3 separate regions of the Mus musculus genome follow, and regions 2 and 3 are each linked to region 1. A link is a loop called in an ENCODE intact Hi-C map of the cell type or tissue named here. Cell type or tissue: heart. All regions are shown on one strand.

Region 1 (2,500 bases):
GGAAGCTTTTCTGGTTTTGTGCCACGGCTTGGCCAGGGACTGGACCATTTAATAGCAACAGTCTATACCCTGCCAGGTCACGTGGATTATCCTGTGGTCTCATCAGGCCCTTGCTATGTCTCAGTCTCTGTAGGATTCCTCTCCCTGGCACATGGCAGGCACTGGGGGGGGGGTAGGGGGAGGATGTGTCTATCATATTGAAAGACCATCAGGTCCTGACTGATGCATGTTTGTGTCCTTTCAGGCCATGGAGAGTGTCACTGTGGAGAATGCAAATGCCACGCAGGTTACATTGGGGACAATTGTAACTGCTCAACAGACGTCAGCACATGCAGGGCCAAGGATGGGCAGATCTGCAGTGACCGAGGCCGTTGTGTCTGTGGGCAGTGCCAGTGCACAGAGCCTGGAGCCTTTGGGGAGACGTGTGAGAAGTGCCCAACCTGCCCGGATGCTTGCAGCTCTAAGAGGTAAGGGCCTGCTCTTCCACCCTCAAGCCCAGGTCTGTCTTTCATCAGGCAGCCCTCCCTAGACAGCCTCTTGTGCTTGCTGCCTAGCCTCTCCCAGTTATATACAGCCTGACTGCCGAACAGAACTTGTACTAACATTCGCCAAAGCACTAGCTATGAAATGTTGTCATTTGGTGGTTGTGGGGAGGAAGAGAGGATCGGCAAAGTTAAAATAGTCCACCAAAAAGGGACATCACTGATCCAGTCTGAGCAAGTTTAGAGATTTTGGAGTGACAGCAGGGAATGAGACAGACCTGGTGCTGGGTCCAGATGAAACAGCACCTTCAGAGCCTTGAACATGCTATAGCTTGCTCAAAAAAAAGGGGGGGGGGGGAATGTGGTGTGCATCCTTCTCCGAGTGACTACGGTCCTCCACAGAGCATCTCCCAAACAATGCTTCATAGATCAGGCCTGTGGGAACTGCGGCATTAAACAGACTGTAATCAAAAGGCAAATAGGATGGAAAGGAGCCGACCTAGATAGGGATGCCTCTAGCGAGCGTGGGGGCTTTGGATTTTTCTGCTCTATTTATACTGATAATAGAGCGGGACGGATGTAGAGGTTGTCTGGGCTACAGACACTTTGGCTCAGCGCTGGGCCGGGTCACACAGCCTGATGACTGTCCTCCGCTTTGGAGTGCAACAAAGGTCAGTTGTAAGAGTCAAGCCACAGTGATGCCTGGAGCACAGGCATGCCTGCTGTTGGCTGTCAGAACTTGCTGGATAACAGCTGTGTCATCATTGGAGCTGAGGAGCCAGGCAGGCAGCGGGGGAAGTCAGGCACCAAGCAGAAACAAGTGGCCATACAGGCAGTGTTACTCCTTGGCGGAGGAGCACAAGTGTGTGATTTTCTTTTGGCAGATTTCCCCCTGCAAATGTCTGGCCAGGCTGATAATGAAGTGAGCCGATGCGCGCAGAGCCTGCAGTTGTGGCTGGTCAGCTGTGCTTTTGAGCACTCTGAATGGCCTGACCCTCCCTGGCCATGTGCCACAGAAAACCCTGGGCTCGGGCAGCAGAACCTACCTTCAGATCGAGAGACAAGATAGGCAGGGAGTGGCCAGGCACCATGCCTGTGTGACTGGAATCACAGCCCTAGTCAGCAGGTTGTGGCCAAGGGTCTTCCCCACCCCCAAGGGTCTCCAGCCCCCAAGGCTTCCAGCCAGTGTTGCTCCCTTCTGCTGCTCAGGGCACATGAGGCTCATGCGAGTGAGCGGAGCTAGGGGAGCACACTGGAGTCAGTAAGAGAGGAAGCCTCCCCTACCTTCCTGTGGGGTTGTCTTGGGCAGTTAAAAGGCCTCAGGGAAAGGCAAGCGTTAGGAAGGCCCAGAGATAGGGACTGGCCCTTCTCATCTATCCCTGGACCACACTGACCTCTCTCTCATGGTCTAATGTAAACTTGTTTCTTTTTCCTCTTCCTTCTCTTTCTCTTTACCTACCTTCCTCCCTCCCTCCCCTTTTTTCCTAAGTTCTTTTGACCATGGAATCTTAGGCCATTTTCCTACTGTTTTCTGAGAGGTTTTGACCACTTTCTTTGGTCGTTCATCCCTCAAGTTCTAGAACTAACCAAACACACCCTTCACTTCGGTGAGGTCACACCCGGCTCCAGCTGATTTTAGTTAACATGCCTTGAACAAAAATCTCTGTGAGCGAGCGGAGCGGCTTTTTGTGTAAAGGGTCAGACGTGCTTGCCTATGTAACTACAGTGCGTTCTCAGCTTTCCCCCAGCACAGGGGGCTCAGCTCTAGGCTGCTGTATCCATGTGGGTTGGTGGAGGGTGTCCTAGAGGTGACCTGGAGTTGTGATGCAGCAGCGTGTCTGAGGGAAGCTGTGGATTCCAGCCAGCCGGAAGCAGGCATCCTGTGTCAATCGGAAGGTCCAGCAAGCATGAATGACCAGAGATGGGACCACCCCTTCCTGGCCGCTGGCCAAGCCTGCCTACCCTGAGGGGAGGGGCGGGGGGAGAAGGGACCATACAAGATGGGAGATAGTTATGAG
Region 2 (2,500 bases), 50 kb before region 1:
CTTGTTACATAGCCCAGGTTGGTTGCGTAGCCCTCCTGCCTTAGCTTCTCAAGCGCTGGGATAACAGGCATTTGCTGGCCCCACTGTTGTGTCTCTTCTGTTGCTGACATTGAACCCAGGGCCTGTTAGGTGCGTGTTAGGCTCTATTCTGCCACTGAACTCTTCCCTCAGCTCATAGAAGCCATCTTTCTTAGGTGTAGTGGCCCATGCCTTTAATTTCAGTTCTTGGGAGGCAGAGGCTGGCAAATCTCTGAGTTTGAGGTCTACAGAAAGAGTTCCAGGATAGCTAGGGTCTATACAGTGAGACTAGACTCTGTCTCCAAAAAAAAAAAATCAAACCAGAAAAGGAAAGAAACTGTTTTCTCCCTATCTCCCCTTCACTCTCCTCCCTCCCCTTTCTTCCTACCCCCACCTCTTTGGTACTTTGGATTGGATCTAGGGCCCCGTGTTTGTATGTAGGTGGGTGATCTGCCGCTGAGCTACATTGTACTCCAGCCTTCCAGTCTGCTTTTCCACCCAGTCACTGCCTGGTGGTGATTTAGCCTTGCAGTAGCTGCCTTGAGCCTGTCCCCTACGGTTCTCATCCGTAAGCTCCAGTTGACCATGACCGTGACCTCTCCCGCACACACTCAGTTTATTTGCTAAGCACAGCTTGCTTTGAACTGGTGTCTCTTCGGCTCCCTCTGTGCATGCCTCTGGTTGGTTTGCAGGTGCAGCCTTTACTGTTGAGCCGGGGAGTTCCTCAGGAGAGCCAAGAACAGGAGGGTGGAACGGATATTCTCTGTCTGCTTTGAGGGACCACTTTCCTTGTCAGACATTGTAGCCTCTAAGTGACTCCTTCCATCCACCAGATTGTACCCCAGGCTAGAGACCTGTGTCTGTGTCTCTAGCCCATGTCCTCAAAATAGAGAAGCCAGTCATTTCTCCCAGGCCTAGGCTTTCTGGGGCCAGCTGCTGGAGATAAATTAGCAAGCACATCTGTCTGGCCCTGGGGAGTAAGCCAGCTTTTATTTATTTTCTCAGGCTGGGAAGGACTGGTCTCCCACTCTCAATCCCTTCCCCTTTTTATGGGTGCTGAGAGAGGTCAGATTATGGGGAACTGAGTGGTGAGCAGGCGACATTTAAGAGAGATGAGGCAACAGAGGCCACTGGAGAAGCTGGATCACGAAAGGGTTATGATCACTGGGCTATGAGTATATTTTTAGGCATGTGGGAAGGAATGACTGATGGGACATTTCCCAGAGAGGGTGGGATTTACGGGGCTGTGTTTTCTCAAGGAGGGAGGAGCCCACCCTCCTTGGGGACAGTGACATCAGAGGCTGGAGGCTTGAGGTTTAGGAGAGAGAAGAGAGCACTGGCTAACGGACATTCTTCTGGAGCTGTGGTTCATCTTAGGAACCAGGTGAGGAGGGGGCCGTTCGGTGACCAAAGACGCAAGGTCACCCAAATTGAATGTGGAGTTGAGAGGGTGGAAGTTGGAAGTGGGCCGGCAGTGAATTGGATACAGATCTAACCAGCAGATGGAGAAGCCAAGTGAACCGCAGTCCTGGCCCCGTGCCAGGATTCTTGCTGGAGTCCAGCGTGCTTCCGCTCCGCCCACCCTTGACATTTTCATCCCGAGGGAGGGCTGACCTTGGTCTATTTAATGACCTCAGTTTTGTTTACATGTTTTGTTTACCGTTTGATTTTACTCAACTGGGGACTACAGAGAAAGGTTTAGCCAAAAAACATGGACCCTTTAGGAAATCTTTTTAAGAAAGAGCACTCAACGTAAAAATTAGAAGATGCAAATAGCGAAAAGGAGAAATGTGTGCGCAGTGCTCTGCTCTGAAGAGAAGGTGGGGGGGTTATGAGTTAGAGACGCAGGTGGGAGGTTTTGGCTCCACAGCGATAGTGGTGGTGTTGATGAGTACCAATTACTGCCTCTTTACCACGCTGCAGGTACATGGCTGCTGCCCTGTGTGTCATGTCAGTTAAGCCTTTCAACAGCTGTTTTATCAGTAGCCGTTATCTGTCCTTTATAGACGAGGAAGCTGATGTTGACAAAAACAAAAACAAAAACAAAACAAAACAAAAAAAACCTCTCTCAGGGTCACACAGGCAAGATAAAGCAGATGTGGGGCTGGTTCCAGCTCTACCAGCACCTGACCTCAAGCAGGCAACTGCTGCCAAGGAAAAGCGTTGATGGGTGACATTCCTAGTCCACTCCCGGCCACCGGCATGCCCTTGGAATGCATTGTTTTTGAACACTGCACTCTGAGCAAAACAAGCCTTGTTTAAAATGATCCATCCCTGAAGTCTAGTTATATACATAAGCCACACATTGAAAGCATATGGTTTGACACACTTTTTCTTTTTACCTTGGTTTTTGAAACAGTCGCATACGTGTAGCTCGGGCTGACTTCAGACCTCTTGCTTCAGCCTTCTGAGTGCTAGGATTACGTTCCAGCATGCTTAGCCCCCACTTGAAAAATTTGACGTGAAGAGTATATTTACATAA
Region 3 (2,500 bases), 62 kb before region 1:
GTAATCCCATCTGTTTCTTTCTGTCCCTGCCCTGATTGGGCTCCGACTCTAGTCAGACAGGGTGTGTCTGCACTCACCCAGATGCTGGGCTGGGGGCTGGCAGAGGATCAAGGCCCAGTTTGGGTGTTTAGCATCCAAATAGTCAAGGGTATTGCTCATAGCTATTCAGACTTCCTACTTGAAGCCCTCAGGCAGAAACAGTGGCAGACAGTGCTGTTCTTGACAGAGAGCACAGAGCTCTCTGAAAAGCTGTTCCTAAGACAGGAAATCAGCGAAGAAAGAGTGTGAGGAAGGAAACTTCAAATCTAAGCCATGGAAATCTCTCTTTTGTAATCCAGGAAGTACAGGATGGACACTTCAGCTTTGGGGAGCAGGCTTCCCATCCTGGGGTCCCAAGTCTCCCTAGAGAGTCCCCTTTGCAAGTTGGGAGGGACAGCACAAGCCAGGGCATGTAATCTAGCTGTCCCGCCTGGGACAACACACACAGTGTTTGCTTTCCTGTTTTAAAAGACCCATGAGTTAGTTACTGACATCTTAAAAAAGAAATCAAAACAAAACAAAACAAAAAAACCCCGATTACCCACAAATAGCCAGAATTTCTAGGCTTTTCTCCACTCAGGATAGAATACACCAGAAACATTAAGTCTGAAGAAGTACCAGGCTTGCTCTGGGGAAAAAAAGTAATGTAAGCATCAGATTGAAGACAGATCAGATTGATCACAGAGCATCTCTAGGAAGCCCCAGTACTCACTGACATATTTTCTATTGCCCGTTGTGGGACTTTTTCTTTGATTGAGCTGTCATGGAGATAATTCATGTAAAATCATCTCCATTGCTATTTATACATTTTTACCCTTTGAGTATGTTTTCCCAGGAAGCCACAGTGTTCCTTTGCCCCCTCGAAGGTGTCATTTCTACTGCCTATGACACCTCTGCGGCTGAAGTGACATGCTCTGTTTATCTAATTCTCCTCTCCTCTGAGTGCTCTGTCTCATGCTATTGACTGCGTCTGGGCGGGTACCCTGGTTCACATTGCTTAGGGCTTGATTGGCTGCGGCATCTGAGTCTGGGAGGTTCTAGCAATATCTGTGTGATTGTTTAATCTCTCCTGCTGTCTCCCTGTTCATCCACTAGTGGGTGGCAATTGGAGATTCTCATATCTAAATTTCATGTTTCTTATTTTCCCTCATGCAGCCCCCCACCCTCTGCCCCAGCTACACTGCTTCCAGGTTACAATTTTGTTCTTTCGTTTAATCTGTATACTGAAACAGTTTGGACCTCTGTGACTTTCCTATCTACAATTGTTACTTGGTTCTTTTCTCAAACCCTTGTGTTTTAGATACTATTTTTGTTGTTGTTGTTGTTGAAAACTTTTAGTTTTTGTTTTTTTGTTTTTAATTTTCTAGTAATTTCCCTTCTGGCTTTTGGCTGTCGTTCCTTCCTCTTTTTGACTGTTTCCAAAATCCTCGTCTTAGGGAGTCTCAGAGCATTCTGTTCTTGAGTGTGAGGTTTGCTGACATTCCTCCCGGCTCTCAGCCTCTCACGTGGTGTGAAATGTTTTCATTAGCTCATCTTCATTGGAGGCTGGTTTCCATCAAGGACCATATGGCCCTGGTGTCCTGGCTTCCCACAGAGCAGTTTTAATCTTTGCTGTTGTCAGGAACCTTCCATGTTTTCCTGTTCATTTCTCAGCTGAGGATTCTTTCACCATAAATGTTGTGAGTTCTCACCACCAAGGTCTAGAGTGACTTTTTAAAAGATTTATTTATTTACAATGTAGTAGTGTTCTGTCAACATGCATGCCTACACACCAGAACAGGGCACCAGATCCCATTACAGATGGTTGTGAGCCACCATGTGGTTGCTTGGAATTGAACTCAGGTCTTCCGGAAGAGCAGCCAGTGCTCTTAACCTCTGAGCCTGATTCCCAGCACCCACACTGGGCAGTTCACAACTGCCTGCAACTCTAGTTCCATGGGGTCTGATGCCCTGTTCTGCATCTACAGGGTAATATGTATGTATGTATGTATGTATGTATGTATGTGTATATATATGTGTGTGTATACATACACATATACATACATACATATATACACACATACATATATACATATATATATGCTCGTGTGTGTGTGTGTGTGTGTGCGCGCACGTGTACTTGTGTATGTATGTGTGTATGTGTGAATAATAAACTTTGAGTCACCAGTCATTTATTGGTGTTCCACTAAAGAAAGAGATAAAGTACTTTCTGATGTCATTTAGCCAAGAACAAGCCGAGATTTGAATTCTATACTTTTTGTTCTCTGTGTCATCTGTCCCCTGTCTGTCTGTCTGTCTGTCTGTCACATGAGTCTGAGTTTATGCCTGCCTGAAGACTCTCTTGTGAATCTGTCCCTGCATCTGTGTGTCTGGTTTTGCTCTGTATTTATTGAACAGCACAGGAAGCGTTACACGGGGAAGGAGTGAGGGATGAGGCAAGCGCCTCTGGTCTTTCAGTTCT

The links. Hi-C counts contacts between places; a loop is a spot of excess contacts. Peaks named below come from ENCODE experiments on the same cell type or tissue, not always from the same donor. Only the 100,000 strongest peaks of a DNase experiment are listed, where the experiment ranks them.
Region 2: a loop joins it to region 1, with 2.5 times the contacts of the local background. A loop is called at or near these places in 12 of 42 quality-filtered maps.
Region 3: it touches region 1 in a loop (3-fold over the local background); 3 of 42 quality-filtered maps call a loop at or near these places.

Annotation. Positions count from the first base shown.
Region 1 is chr16:33,940,246-33,942,745 of GRCm38, forward strand. Itgb5 (integrin beta 5) reads left to right here. Exons shown (of 15, transcript NM_001145884.1): 11 at 245-467. Among named protein-coding and RNA genes, the nearest start is that of Umps, 26 kb to the right of the region's middle. In heart, no CTCF peak of the experiment used is centred here; DNase peaks (open chromatin) are centred at 86, 1,296 and 2,386; H3K4me3 peaks cover 642 bases; H3K27ac peaks cover 2,427 bases.
Region 2 is chr16:33,890,648-33,893,147 of GRCm38, forward strand. The region is part of intron 5 of Itgb5 (integrin beta 5); the gene reads left to right. Among named protein-coding and RNA genes, the nearest start is that of Itgb5, 62 kb to the left of the region's middle. In heart, a CTCF peak has its summit at 1,542 (motif pointing right); DNase peaks (open chromatin) are centred at 621, 1,194, 1,304 and 2,174; H3K4me3 peaks cover 487 bases; H3K27ac peaks cover 2,113 bases.
Region 3 is chr16:33,878,178-33,880,677 of GRCm38, forward strand. All of the region lies in intron 4 of Itgb5 (integrin beta 5), which reads left to right. Among named protein-coding and RNA genes, the nearest start is that of Itgb5, 50 kb to the left of the region's middle. In heart, a CTCF peak has its summit at 1,141; DNase peaks (open chromatin) are centred at 104 and 1,552; H3K27ac peaks cover 608 bases.